Regions from separate parts of the Mus musculus genome. Here all the other regions are linked to region 2. Evidence: chromatin loops called from intact Hi-C (ENCODE). Cell type or tissue: heart. All regions are shown on one strand.

What was found. Peaks named below come from ENCODE experiments on the same cell type or tissue, not always from the same donor. Only the 100,000 strongest peaks of a DNase experiment are listed, where the experiment ranks them.
Region 1: it touches region 2 in a loop (4-fold over the local background); 3 of 42 quality-filtered maps call a loop at or near these places.
Region 3: a loop joins it to region 2, with 2.9 times the contacts of the local background. A loop is called at or near these places in 2 of 42 quality-filtered maps.

What each region holds. Positions count from the first base shown.
Region 1 is chr7:133,182,976-133,187,975 of GRCm38, forward strand. No RefSeq gene overlaps it. Among named protein-coding and RNA genes, the nearest start is that of Gm35567, 30 kb to the right of the region's middle. In heart, a CTCF peak has its summit at 3,044; DNase peaks (open chromatin) are centred at 3,126 and 3,436; H3K4me3 peaks cover 1,513 bases; H3K27ac peaks cover 708 bases.
Region 2 is chr7:133,634,971-133,639,970 of GRCm38, forward strand. Edrf1 (erythroid differentiation regulatory factor 1) reads left to right here and starts at 2,705. Exons shown (of 25, transcript NM_178115.4): 1 at 2,705-2,953; 2 at 3,937-4,145. The coding sequence starts at 2,843. In heart, a CTCF peak has its summit at 1,939 (motif pointing left); DNase peaks (open chromatin) are centred at 1,901 and 2,591; H3K4me3 peaks cover 2,113 bases; H3K27ac peaks cover 1,352 bases.
Region 3 is chr7:132,654,799-132,659,798 of GRCm38, forward strand. All of the region lies in intron 6 of Lhpp (phospholysine phosphohistidine inorganic pyrophosphate phosphatase), which reads left to right. Among named protein-coding and RNA genes, the nearest start is that of Lhpp, 47 kb to the left of the region's middle. In heart, CTCF peaks have their summits at 1,399 (motif pointing right) and 1,999 (motif pointing right); DNase peaks (open chromatin) are centred at 1,463, 1,983, 3,443, 4,973 and 2 weaker places; H3K4me3 peaks cover 300 bases; H3K27ac peaks cover 3,484 bases.

The sequences.
Region 1 (5,000 bases), 450 kb before region 2:
ATAACCCACTCAATCTGATTCGTCCTGCTTGAGTATGTGTGGGGCCATTAACTCAAGCACAGACAACCTATCAGGAGCCTTGACCTGAAGAAAAAGGTCTTGGTCTCCCTCATCAGCCATCAGTATCAGTACTTCCTCATGAGGTGTGGAGCTACATGAACCTCTCAATTTATGCTAGACTCTTTTTTTTCTTCTTAATGATTTATTTATTTGATGTACACTGACACTGTCTTCAGACACACCAGAGGAGGCCATCAGATTCCCCATTACAGATGGTTGTGAGCCACCATGTGGTTGCTGGGACTTGAACTCAGGACCTCTGGAAGAGCAGTTCGTGCTCTTAACTGCTGAGCCATCTCTCCAGCCCTATGGTGGACTCTTGACTGGCTTGATGTTGTGCACATCTTGTGCAGCTTGCCACAGCTGTGGTGAGCCTGTGAGTGCAATACTGTCCTGTCCAGAAGACAGTGTCTCACAGCCCTCCTTCCTTCCTGGTGTCTCCTTTCTACTTTCTCTTTTGCGATGGAGTAGCGGTCAGCTTGATAGAAATGCCCCATCTAGGGATGAGTGCTCACCTAATCTCAGAGCCTTGACCAGCAGAGAGTCTCTGCATTAACCTCTGCTCAATGCAAAATGAAGTTCTTCTGAGATAGTCGAGAGCTGCATTAATCCATGGCTGTGAACATTAATATTTAGAAGGCAGTTGGACAACATGGCCACAGCTCCCACCCATCCCTCAGGGCCTGTGACTTTCCAAGCTGAGAGCTTTACTAGGGCTAGGTTAACAGTACTAGGCATAAGTGGACTCCCTCTTGTGGGAAGGGCCTCAAATTGGAGCAGAGAGCAGTTGGTTACCCCCACAACAACCAAGCTACTGTTGCACTACTGGGTGGGTGCATCTCCTCATCTCTGAAACCCCATCCTCATTAAACAGTAGAGCCAGCTTCCTCTACCGCCTGTCTGTCCCAGAAACTTAATCATTTTACATTTTGTCTCTATGATTTGTGAACCTTGGGAATCCTTTAAATGTGGAATCCTAACAATATCTGTCCTCCATGACTGGCTTATCCCAGCCCACATCACATGTTCTTTCCCTTTTAATGTGGAATAATGTGTCACTCCATGTATATCCCACAGTCAGGTTTTTAAATTTTTGTTTGTTTGTTTGTTTTTGAGGCGGGGTTTTTCTCTGTAGCCCTGGCTGTCATGGAACTTCCTTTTTAGACCGGGCTGGCCTCAAACTCATAGAGATCCATTTATTTTAATTTTTAGAGATGGTCTTACTCTGGTTGACTTGGAACTCATTGTGCAGATCAGGCTGGCTTCAAACTCACATAGCTCTGCCTGCGTCAGCCTCCTGAGTGCTGGGCTTAAAGGTATGTGCCTCCATTCCTGGCCTTATCGCACACATAAAAAAAAATCTATTTTATATTTTAAATTGTGTGTGTGTGTGTGTGTGTGTGTGTGTGTGTGTATGAACTTGTGAGTTTGATGCCTTTGAAGTCCAGAGGCATCAGATCGTCTGGAGCTGGAGTTAATGTCAGTGATGGCCTGACTGGTGTGGGTATTGAGAACTGAACTTGGGTCCTTTGCAAGAGCAGAAAATGATATTAACCATTCTCTCTGCCATCCCCTCCCCCCCCCCCACCCCTGTTTATTTGTTGACCGGTTGTTCCCACCTTCTGGCTGTTGTGACTATGGTTCAGGAGTTTTAAAATCTTCAAGTTACCAAAATGAAGATGAAGGCTGAAAGAGAAGAAGTGCTTTTCCAGAGACACCTGAGTGACCGACCACATAAGGAGAGGGGTAACTCATAAGTCCATGTCTGTAGGTTTCTACTTCACATTTCTTCATGTGATGGAGCAGATGGACAGACAACTGAGTGAGTGATGTAGAAGGCCGGTGCTAATTGTTCTAGTCAACCCAAGACTAGCTGCGGTAATATAGGCTGCAATTTGATTGGCTCAGTAGTGTACTCATTAACATACAGCGCGACTACTGGTTGGTGCTGAGTCGGGAGCTATTATTCTGTGGGGTCATTCAGAAGATTCAGGTCCTTTCATGCTCAGCTCCACTATCCCCTAGGACCTGGGACTCCGCTATCTCCAGCTACTAGAAAGGGAGAGAAACCAGGGACGACGCCCACTTGCCACTCAAAAGTACTGATCTCACCAGATTCACCTAATTGGTGTAAACATGTCCAGGACCACACTGGAGGCAAGGGTGTCTGGGAGATGTAGTCCCCAGCTGGCAGCTATTCCTAGAAGCCTCGTTACATTCTGGAAGGTGGAACAAGCATTCCTGGTTGGATCAGTTGTGAATGATACACCAGCCGCTGCTGTCAATGCCAGGATGGGGTTTTCCTGGAGGATGCTGGGAGAAAGGCCCAGGGGGCTCACCAGTGTGAGCATCAGTATTGTCTGGACACAGTCCTTCCTGCACTGTCTAATCTCACTTTCCAGCTCCCTCACTGTCACAGGCTATTTCACGAGCGCGTCAGCGTGGAAGCACGTTTCCACAGACAGCAGATAAAGATCTTCTAACCTTGTATTTCCTCTCGTATTGTCATAAATAGCTCAGGCAATGCCGTTCCAGTGAGCCTGACAGTGCCTACATTGAGATCTGGATGCAGCGGCATATCTTCCTGTTATATATAAAAAAGAGTGACAGCATTCATCGTTTACGGTGACATCAATGAAGTCTGCTTGTAGAGGTTCGCACTCTATCCATTCATAATGCCTTTTATGACTCCAGGCTTTTAAACGTGGCATTCGGGCCTATTTTTCAAATGTACCGCTATTATCAGCTCAGGAAGCCATTCTTCAACATTTCATTTTTCTAAGAATATCTGGAATATCTTAATTCCCATGAGGCTTCTCCGTGGGGCAGGCTGACAGGGAGAACTTTAATGCGAAAAGGAAAGAAATGAAAAGGCTGCTGGATCCCTGCCTTGGGATATTGCTCATTCCATCCCGGCCTCCTTTTTAGTTGTTGTTGGTCCCCCAGATGAAGAGTCTGTAAGACAAGCCTGTCTATTTTGTGTGGGGACGATAGGGGGAGCTGTAGGGTGGGGCCAATCCTGACCAGGAAATATTGCCAGATCTGCTACGAGGAGGGCGGGGCTCTTTGAAGTTGGAACAGATTTCCCAGCAGGGCTCACGGTTGTGAATTGAAACGGAAGTTTCTTCTCCCTGTTTCCCAAGAGACTCCACAGCTGATAAGTGATGACCTCATGGTTCTGACCCAGATGGAGAATCAAATCTGATATCCTTCTGGATGTCTTCTGTCTTTGGAAGAGGCATCTCCTTTGATCTTCCGTGTCCTGGCTTATTCCTCATCTGAAGATCCTGCTAGAGCTGCGCCAGACCAGTGTGGCTGCAGAGGGCTGGGAGCAATCTCTCTCAGTACAGTCCCCCGAGACAGTCTGAAGACAGCAGAAGCAGTTCCTGGAGTAACTCAGACAGAGCATGTGTAGTGGTTTACATAAGCTTGGCCCTCGGGAAGTGGGACCATTGGGAGGTGTGGCCTTGTTGAAGTGGGTGTGGCCTTGTTGGAGGGAGTGTGTCACTGTGTAGGCGGGGCTTTGAGATCTCCTACTGCTTGAGCTCTGCCCACCGCAGAAGAAAATCTCCTGTCTGCCTGCAGAAGACAGTCTCCTGACTGCCTTTGGATCAAGATGTAGAACTCTCAGTTCCTTCTCCAGCACCATGCCTGCCTGCATGCTGCCATGCTTCTGATGACAATAGACTAAACCTCTGAAATGATAATAGACTAAACCTGGGAAACCTTAAGCCAGCCCCAATTAAGTGTTGTCCTTTATTAAAAGGTGCCTTGGTCATAGTGTCTCTTCACAGCAATAAAAGCCTAACTAAGACAGGAGGATTTGATTATTGATTTAAGGGAAGGAACTTACTGAGTGCCTTGAGTTGCCCCCTGGACATATCTGGGCCATGTTGTGGACAGAGCAGACCTTCCAAGGATGGGAACATTTGCCTGGTTTTAGGCAGCAACAAACCCTTCCCTAGTTACAAATGGGTTCTGTGGGCTTAGCCACAGTAAATAACATTGATTCTCCCCACGTAGAAGGGGACATGATGAATGTGTTCAAGCGAGGGCTTTAAGAGCCTGTGTGCTGATTAGAAAAGGCAAAATAATTGTGAGATAGTGACTAATAGATGGAAGGAATTGTGACAGAACTGGTCCCCTTGGACAAATGTCATCTGCCTTATCTATCAGAGACAACTACTGTCTGATGGCTGCGTGCTTCATATTCAACCCTTGGGTCAGCTGGGGAGTTTGAAGGATCCCCCACCGCCCAAATGATCCCAAATTTGGCTCTGCCTCCATGGCAGTTGAGATCTCTCGTTGAAGCCTGTTAGAGACTCTGTATTTCCTGAGTGGTTATGGTCCATTTCCCATTCGCTTGTTCCCTGGGCCTGGCATGACTCCTGGCACCGGGTACTATGCTGTGTTTGTCTCAGAGCACGAATAAGAACCTAAGAATCGATGTCATGAGTTCAGGTCTCTGACACTGCACATGTTGGGGTGGGGTGTCATGTAACCTCTGAGAGCCCATTTTCACATGTCTGGAGTGAAGCTAAGTAGTACATAGCTTAGGCATGGAGATGTAGCTCAGTGGTAGATTGTGTTAGCTTAGGATGTCTCAGGTCCTGAGTTAAAGCCCCAGTGTTATAAGAGCAATCACATTAGAACTTCCTGGATACAGAGGGAGCGACTAGGTTAAAGAGTTTAGATTGACTCCTAAGAAGTTGCTGATATTTTACTTATGTTGACTTAATGAAGAGCAATGTCATAGGCCTCCACTAATAGTATTGTTTACTGCTACACAACAAATTGCCTTTAAATACAGCTGATGAAACAAGTACTTCTTATACTTTCTGTTCATAGGGATCTCTGGTGGGGCTGAGCTGTAGACCCTCCCCCACTTCTTGGCTTATGCAGGGCTGAGTCAGGTGGTGGGTCAGAACTATTGCTACATC
Region 2 (5,000 bases):
ACAAACACAGGATAAAGCTGTACAAGTATAAGGGACCAAGGATGTGTGTGAAGAAAACGTGGGGTGTATCAGAAAGGACTTATTAGAGTGACCTGAGCGGAATCTACAAGATGCGCAGGAGTAAGCTAGGGAACTCAGAGAAGGAATCCTAAGCACAAGAAAAGCACCAGCAACTTAGAGCTGTGGTGGCACACAGTAAGTTAGTCATCCACTCCACATGTGTATCCTAAGCAAAGAGGCCATGAGGCACTGAGACGGGAAACACGAGAGCTCAAAGCCAATGCGACTGTCCAGGGAGGCATGTGTGACAGAGACCATCCCAAGGAGACGTATGTTAGGCAAATTCTGGCAGCTGTTCTTGTCCTAACGTTTGAATGATGGGAGGAGTGATCTGTTTCCTCACAACACTGGATTTCAATCACTTACATTAGAGGCAGTGATGATAACTTTTAGAAGCCTACAGCATGTGTTTGATTATGGGGGAAAGGCTCTTAGAGCTGGAGGAATGTATAAACTTTATGTAACCCAGATGTGCCTGGTTTCTCCAGGCCTCAGGGATCACTCTCCTCTCCCAACTAAATTAGTCCCTGCCTGTGTGTGGCTTCTTGAAACCCAGCCCCTGGCCAGACCTTCCTCCATAAGTCTGGGGGCGGCGGGGGGGGGGGGGGGGGGGGAGGGGGGAGGGGGGAGGGAGCTTGATTGGCTTGCCGGAGCCCTGAGCTCTCATGAGCCCCTTGGTGTTGTCAGACTCCTGTTCTGTATACCGAGCTCTCACTTCTGCTTCCTTCATTTCTCCTTTTTGTAGGGTACTAGTAGCACATTTTCCTACTAAGCATCATTAAAAAGGATCCACATGTTAGCATCTCAAGAAATTTGTACAATATTTGAGTCCCGAAGAAAAAAAAACCCACTACTATACTACCTCAGTAAATTCTTACTGATACATCGTTATTAATAAATGACAAAACTGTAAGGTTATCAGAACCTAACTTATATTTGTAGAAGTGTTAATAAAATTAAATATGAAACAAGAAAGAAAAATAGAAAAATGTTAGACTAAATGTAAATCATTTCTTTCTTACATGAATCTGTTCATTTAGAGACACAAAAACAACCAGAGATTTCCATTTCAGAAACAGATGGATTTTCAAATTGGGACCATATTACTTTTTAAATATTTGCTTATCATTTAACATACTATGATGTGCAATTTAATTTTTAAAAATATTCCTGTAAAAAAAAATATTCCTGTAACGTGAGTTAATGGATATACAGGGTTTATTTTTAAGTACTCAAAGTTTAATCTTTTTGTGTTAGCTACATAGGTCTTATTCAGATCTCTGTATTATTATTGTGTGTGTGTTCATGCCACAGGACATGTGACGGCCAGAGGGGAGCTTTCCAGAGTCAGTTCTCTCCTTCTACAGTGGGGTCCAGGGATGACATGGAACTCGGGCCCTCAGTTTTGTTTGGCACAAGCTTTTATGTGACGAGCCTGCTAGCCTCTGATGTAATAAACAACGAAAAGGACAAAACAAACAAACAAACAAACAAACAAAAACTGGCTCTAAATACAGAGTAGTTTAAAAAAAAATCACAAAACATGCTTTAAAGTAAGGATCTGCAAAATATGCACCAAAAAGTTAATTCATAAAAATGTCTTGTTTTGCATGAAAGCAATTTGCAGACTGCATCTGCTTTCTCCGAGAACTCCTAAAGTTTTTCAGTTACTGGGTTTTTAGAGACTAAGGAAAATTATAACCTGGCATGGCTAAATAATTGCAAAGGCCAAAACACTGAAAACTGAAAACGTATACCTCCGTCCTGGCTCAGCCATTAGGAGCACTTTCTGCTCTTGCAGAGGACACAGCTTAGCACCCACAGCCCACAACTCCCAACTGCGTGTAACTCCCGTTCCAGGAGATCTGATGCCCTCTTCTGGTTTCTGCGGGCACTGCATGCACACACGCAGCCAAAGCACTCAAAACACATTTAAAAAAAAAAAAAAAAAAAAAAAAAACCCAAAACGTAATACCTCGACATAAAACAAAACCTTTTACCTCAAATATATATGTTTTATGAGGAATGTAGCAGTTTGTCTGTTATTGGGTGCAGGGTGGAAATGTAGCTCCGAGTGCTTGCCTAGCCTACACGAAGCCCTGGGTTCCATCCTCGGGCAGAAAGAAACCCCAGCCCTCGGGAGCTGGAGGCAGAGTGTCAAGTTCAAGGTCACTCTCGGCTATTTTGCGAGTTCGAAACCAGCCAGGGCTGCATGAGCGCTGCCTAGAAACCGATTAAACAGACTGATGGCTTCTCTCTCCTTGCTTCAGCCCCACTGATCTGAGGGTGCTGAGACCCACGGAGGTCCCCGCGCGTGTGCAACTCGGAGAAGCCCCAAGAGAGCGGCCGCCTGCGAGGGCCTTGATGCCACCAGCTTTGATTACGCGAATACCCAAGGCGGCACCGCCCCACCCCAGCCACCGCGACTTTGACTCAAGTCTCATTAACTGTTTGCCAACAAAGACCGGCCACGAGCGAGGGGGAGGAGCCCGGGAGGCGTGTATCGCGAGAAGTGTCCGCCCTAATGGTGTGACAGGCAACGGCGTGCGGCAGCTCCTGCCCGGACCGCGAAGGAGGAGCCAGAGCCGGAGGACGGGCTGGACCTTTGGGTGAATCTCGCGAGATTTCATCGCGCTACCTCGAGCTCTTCCTGGCAGCCGCCGGAAGTGCGAGCCGCTGAGTGTCCGAGTCGCTCGCTCTGAGGTTCTCCTGCGACTCTGGGCCCGCGTTCCTGTCGCCGCCTCCAGGGCTCGCGCGTCTGGTCGCCTCCCCAGGGTCGGAAATGATGGGGGACCCCAAGGAAGCAGGAGCCGAGGCTTCTCCTTCAGGGGCGGCCGCCCGAGGAGGGCTCAGCCTCCTGTCCCAGGCGGACTCCGAGGAGCCTTCTGCACAGGTGAGAGGCGGCGGCGGCGGAGCGCGACCTGCAGGGGCTTGGGGGGTTTGCGGGCCTGGGAGGGGGACGTGGGGCTTCTGGAACTTTCTTCCACGCCTCCTTAGCACCTCTAGTACGGAATGAATCACCAGGCGAGCCTGTCGTCGGGTGTGCAGGCAGGCGTTTGCTTGCAATGCGCAACACCCCTGGCTTCGCACTCGGCGCCAGTGGACGGGCTATAGAGTGTGTGTGTGTCACAGCCCGCCGAAGGCAGGCAGAGGAGAGAGGGACGGACCCAGGGAGGGCACAGAGAATTTGCAACGCCTGGAAGGGTTCTCGAAGGAGAGTCGAACAGCGGGTCCAGACATTGAGCATGCCCGGGTGGGTGTAGGGTCAGCTACGGAGCTAATGTAGAATGGGATGCGATGAGCTTACCGATCAATCGCTGTGTGTTTGGTAAAAATAAACACGTCCTGCAAATGACGTTTGTCATTGACTTATGCTACTTAAAAATATTCCATTAGAACCGTACAGAAGTCTTGCTCGTTTTACATGCGGTTGACAGGACACAGTTGAGCGCACTTAGTTTCTGAGTCTACATTTTTCTGTGACTCATCGTACCGGGTTGAGTCTTGGCTGGTGTGGAACTGGTTATGCAGACCGGGCAGTCAAGCTGGACGTAGACCTTGCACTGGCCCTTGTGCCTCTGCCTCCAGAGTGCTTGAAGCTTGTGTTTGCAACTACTATGCCCAGATTTTTAAAAAGCAGGTTGGTTGGCCCCTGTCCACTTCTTGATTGATCCTTTTTTTTTTTTTTTTTTTTTTTAGTTTCGTGAAAAACAGCTAAGTAAGCGTAATTTAAGCTTGTTTATTAAGTGTTAGAGCTGACACGCAGCTGAGGCTCCTTGTGAATCCTGATTTGGTGGGTTCTTAATTCATTTTTATGAAAGTGAGATTGTCGTTCCTGGCAGTGTTCATTAAAGCTTCATTCCATATGTTATTTAGGGATCGGCCTTATTTCTTGGAGGCAACGAAGTGAAAAGCAGAGCTGTGGTAAAATACTCTTCTGCCCCTCCTCGAACAGCGTTTGCACGTCTCGAAGAAAAAACAGACTTGAAACTCCCACCTGCCAACTGGTTACGAGAGAGTGCCAAACTAGGGCCAGCAGGAACCACCATTCTTGGCAATAGTAAGAAAAGCAAGCCGTTTTCAAGGTAAATTTTAATCGCTGGCATTTCTTTCCCTCCCTCTCAACCCCGGCTCGAAGCTCTGAAAGCTGCTTCGCAGTTCAATTGGAGATGCATGTTCACTTGCTCAGATATTTTTAGTAAAAGAATATAGTTGTCATCCAAAGTCCATGGTACAGTAAGAAGATTTCAGAGGTACATGCTTTCTTCCAGGCTGCAGCATGTCACGATAACGTGTACACGTTGACTGCTCATCAGCTGTTTTAGCCTGTTGTGTCTGCTTTCATATGTGCAAATAGGATGGTATGCGAGGGGCAAGACTTAAGCTGCTGCTCGGCTTGCCCTTTGGAGTGTTTATTAAATATGATGGAGTATTTGGAAAAGCCTGAGGTTTAAAACCCCAAATGCTGGGTAACCTACACCCTTGACCCACACTGGAAATTCTACTGGTGGTTTTTAAAGTTGTGAGTATTTGGGAGTCTTATGCTGTGTCTATATTCTTGTAGGCTGTTTTAACCGTGTTTTCTTTTTCCTCCCCTGAATGATTGGACTTAAAACATTTTTATATAACTTATATAAAACTTTATATAACACAGAAAGAGCCACAAATGCATTAATACCCTGAGCTAGTAGTTTAGAGATTATCCTAGTGCCTCAAAAGGTAATAGCTTTGCTTACAAGTTGATGTAGCATTTTTGATACTGTGAAAAGTCTGAAAATGACCACATATTTCGACTATTTTAAAAATGGCTTAATTGTATTAAATGTGGTGAGTTGGTTTCAGTAGTTGTGCTAGATTTTTTTCTTTTTTAATATTTATTTATGTATTATATATAAGTACACTGTAGCTGTCTTCAGATACACCAGAAGAGGGCATCAGAT
Region 3 (5,000 bases), 980 kb before region 2:
ATTAGGCTGACCAGTACTGGGCTAGCCTCTGGCCTGGCTGCATCAGACTCCAGCGTTAGGCTGACCAGTACTGGGCTAGCCTCTGGCCTGGCTGCATCAGACTCCAGCGTTAGGCTGACCAGTACTGGGCTAGCCTCTGGCCTGGCTGCATCAGACTCCGGCGTTAGGCTGACCAGTACTGGGCTAGCCTCTGGCTTGGCTGCATCAGACTCCAGTGTTAGGCTGACCAGTACTGGGCTAGCCTCTGGCCTGGCAGTATCAGACTCTTTCTCTGTACTCTGGCCCCTAGGACCTCCGGTACTGGAGGCTAGTCCTATTTCCTGTTGATAAAGGGGAAATGGAGCAACCTCTCGGAGGATCCTAGAGCTCCCACTACCATTGTGCCACCTCCCGGCTGCAGATGCAGAAACTGAGGTCCAAATGGAGCAGGGCCATCAGTGTGGGGCTGTCCTGCACTCATGCCGCCTGCTCCACCTGCTCTATGATCGTCACCTTTAAGTCCTAGATTGTCATTGCTAAAGCAGTGGTCAGTGGTCAAGATCACAGAGCACAGGTGGTGGCTGTGCCGAGTAGAAAGGAGAGGAACCAACTGTCAGCAATAAGTGACTTTCACTGCACACCATGCCTTCAGGGGACTCCTGTGCCAGGACACTGTTGTAAAAGCAAATGATCTTTCAGGGTGCACTTGGCTTGTCCGTGATTTGTGAGTTTGGGACTCCTTAAAAAGGGAAGCCATCTCACCAGAACTAACACCTGCCCGCGCATGCCCAACCAGAACAGCCCTCGTGGGAATGACTGGAGACACAACTCTGCCTGCCCCAACACAGCCTGGATGGCCCAGGAAGCGAACTTAGTGGCAGCTGCCATATTCCCATGCTTTTATCTTGTCCCGAGCCTCCTTACGGCCCCCAAGCACATCCAGAAAGCACTGCACACTTCAGACAGGGCTGCTCCAGGAAGCAGGGGGTGGTGGCTGTGAAATCTGTCTCTGTGCCCGTGACAGGTAAGGATGGGGCTGTCACACACACTGTCTTTACAGCACTCTCTGGTGCACGGTGGAGGGAGAGGCAACCTTATTTCACCCCTTGCTCATACCCAGGCTCCACATGTCAGCCAAAAGGCCGAGCTCTTTTCTGTATCCGTGCAGCCAGTTGAAGCCCACTCCCCTTGCTTCTTGTCTGGACAGGGTACTTGGGGAGTATTGGGGAGGGTGGAGCTCAGAGAAGACACCGAGGGCACCTGGTGGAGTTCAGCATCCAAGATACATTGGCCTTCTCTAATCTACTCTCCCCTCCCCTCCCTTCATTGTCCTTTCAGTCCCATCCTTCCTGAGCCCCAACATCCACCTGGGCCTCATTCAGACGCAAAACAATCTTTCCTTTTCTTCTTACATGTACCGCCTCCTGCTCTGGCCACAAGAGGGCGCCTTGTCACCAGGTTCTGGGAGAGTCAGCCCTTCCGGAGTTCAGGACTTGAACACACAGATCACACGCAGCAAGCACATCAGGCCCCAGTGCACCCTTAAAAGCACTCACAGCCAGCCTCCCTGTCCCTCCGCCCCTTACACTCACATATTCACATCCATGCCAGCTCGCTCCCATGTATGCTCACCCTGCCTGCTCCCCTGTTGCCGTGCGTCTTTGTCACTCTGTGGTCTGGCCACCTTGCTAGACTCAGGGCAGGCTGGGGTCTAAGGAACCACAGCAGCTTCTGTGACCCATGGAGGCTTTTTTGTGTTCTTCTCCAGCTGGGACCTTCACAGGGGGAGAACCCAGAGAACTGTGTGCATTCTGGGCCTGGGGTCCCTGTGACACCACAGTCCTTGCCCACTAAGTCCCCTGATGTCCCCTTCTCATTCTTTCTTTGAGCCCTTTGTCATGCTGTGCTCTTCCACCCCTGTCTCCGTGTGTCCCCACCCCCATCCTGGGCTTTGCCTAGATTCTTTATGGGCTTCCTTTATCATAGAATCTCAGTATCTTTCCACCAGCAGGGGGCGCCACTGGCTCTGGGTGGGGAATAGAGAGGCATGGTGACTTTCCACACCATGTGGCAACACTAGCTCCCACCCCAGGCCTGTCTATACTCCAGACATGCGTTGCTCCAGGAAATAGGGAAATGGCTTGGTGAGCAAAGCACTTGCCTTCCACACACACCAGTTACTAGAGGAAGAAAAATGTACCTGTGTGCCACAATGCTCAGTGTGTACTTAGACGGCATGCTTATCTCTGCGCCCACGTGCGTTTGTGCAAGGTGTGAAGCACTCTCCACGCCACCTGGCTGCATCCTTCCTTACCTTTCCCCTTACTCCTCCGACCCCCACTGTCTCTCCCCACCCACTACTCCATCACTCCCCACTGGCCTTCATTGGGGAGCATGAGCTGTGGTCATCAGACAGAGCTATAGAAGCATCCCAGCTGCCCCCATTCCAGCCTCTCCCTAAGTGTCCGTCCGTCCTCATGGGCAGACTTGCTTGGGTTGGCCTGCTGGTAAAGGCTTTAGGAAGGCAGTGAGATTTCCTGACTTCTATCTCTTTTCATTTTATCTGTTTGGTTTTTTGTTTGTTGTTGTTTTTTGCTTTTGCTTTTCAGTCTCCTGTGTCTAAATTATACAGAGAGCCTAGACAGGAATGGGGCAGTGCTTGACAGAAGTGTCGGGCAGCTGGGGTACCATCAGCCTGCAGGGCGCTGTGGGGCTGCAGTGGGTCCCCACGCTCGAGGCGTCTGATGTCACTGAAGAGATGGGCTTGTTGTTGGCAGTGGGCTTGGACTCTGTGTGCCACTGCATGGCAGCCCCAAAGGGTTCAGATTACAGAACCAAGACGGGCCGTTTCAGGTTTTTCCAGGCTGTGAATGCCAAGTTCCAGTTCTGCCCAGCTCCCTCAGAACCTGGGGGCCATGGTAAAACCCACCAGCCCCTCCCCATGCTGTGCCCTAAGCAGCTCCTGTGACCTGGGAAGGTGGTTATCCTGCCTTAGAATCAGAGCGAGATTGGTGAGCCCTGACCTCTGACCTGTTAAAGAGGGAGGCTCAGCTTGGGGAGTCTGTGAACAGCAGGCTGCTCTGGCCTCCGTCTTAAGCACATCTTTCTGTGAGCCTCTGCTACCTCACAGCTGGGTACGTTTATTCTGGAGTGTACCAGGAGTCTCGGCCCGAGGATACAGATGCTCATGGGCAGTCGTGTTTCCGGTAGTGTGTAGCATTTTTGCTGTCCTTATTAGTTTTTTTCAGGGGTGGGGTGGAACAGACTGGAGAGGAAGGGGTTAGCCTTCTTGGAACCTACTACTGAAGAGGAAGCTGAGTTTTTTCCACGTGAAATAGTTTAAAATAAACTTCGAGGGGGACGCAGACAGGGCTGCTGCAGCCAGATGGAGGAGCCTAGGGTGTGTGTGTGTGCCCCAGCTGGTATCTCGGCTCCTGCAGCCCTGACTGAGGAAGCACCCTGCAAGCCCAGTGGACTGCGGACAGGAGATGGGCAAGCCAAGGCTTCGGGCTGGCCCCTGGAATGTTGTCCTGGCTGTGCTGGAGACTGCCGGGCGGCTCAGATTCCCAGGATTCATGATGAAAACAATTAGCCAGCTCTTTACAAAGAATGCAAGGCTCCCGGTAAGCCAGGAGAGGAGCCTCCTAGCTGCTTCCTGTCACAACCCTAGAAAGTAAATAGAGTGAATTATTTAAACTCAGTGGCCTCTGGGGTTTAAATAATTCACATTCAGGAACAGTAACAACCCCGAGACCCTGGAGTCCCTGTGAGAGTTAAGACCCCACTTTCCCCTTCTTTCCATCGCTTTCTAGCTGCCGAGAACAGTCCAGGGCACATGATGCTATGAGGTACTCCACGGAGATGTTGGACATCAGACCACTCACTGCCCCAGTGGTGGGGTCCTTTTGACCAGAAACAGCTTCCAGTGGTACCATGAATCAAGGCCCAGAGAGTAGGTGGCAGGCATGCCCAGCCTGAAGCAAGCTCGTGCAGTTGGGAGGTAACAGGTAGCTATTGCCAGAGCAAGGCTCCGGGTGCCACAGGTACCTCCTCTAACTCAATGCCCAGCTCAGGGCCTGCAGCAAACTTGCACTGCTGCAAAGCTGGCCTATACCCTGGCAAGATGCCATCCCTCCCCCATCCCTCCAGGTCCAGGTAATCACGCCAGCTGAGGTGCTTACTGAAGTTGAACCCCCTCATCTCTGGACCTCTCTTGGGTTGCTCTCCCCATGTTGTGAGGGAAGTGGCTGCAGCAGGCAGCTCTGGAGCAGCTCTGTCCCGGGCACTGTGCAACCCTGGCGGTGTGCTCAGCTTGGTAGCCGTGCTTCCCATTCACCTTGGCCGTTCCTATGGGTTTTCTGCTGGGGCCTGGGGCTACTCGGGCCTGCCATAGTTCAGGAACTCATGGAGATGTTTTCATTACTTTTGAAACCAGAAGGAAAAAGTGCCTGTAGTCATTGCAGCTCAAGAAAACTCCTAGGCACGAGTCTGGGGCTCTTGCTGTCTTGCCTGCTCTGCCCTGAACCTTTCAGTCCCACAGCTGCACCCTGACCTCCCTCGACTTCCTTGGGGGTTTCAGAGGGTGTACCTACCTGCCCTTTCAGCTGCTGTCCGTGTATACGTGGACCTCAGCACACGGATCTTTCTGTCCCTCCTATCCTGTAGTTCTTACTGCAGCCGTGATGGAGCCACTCTGTGTTCAGGGTCTACCTAGGGTACCCTCACTGCCACCCAGTCATCTTAGGATATAATGCCCAGGTACAGGTGAAAAGGAGAGAGAATTTCCCCCATCCCATCCAGTACTCTGCAACCCAGGGGTCAAGGCCATCTGCGCTGGGGATAGGTCACATGGCCAGAGAGGCACATCCTCCTAACTGGAGGAGCTGCCTTCCTATAGGCTGTGTGCTTCTAGCTGGCCCAGGGTTGACATTCCTGTGACTCCAAGGGCAAGGAGGTCCGAAGCCTTACCAGGGCCGAGAATGGGGGCGACTGGGAGCAGGGAGCCCTTCCTGGGTTCAGTA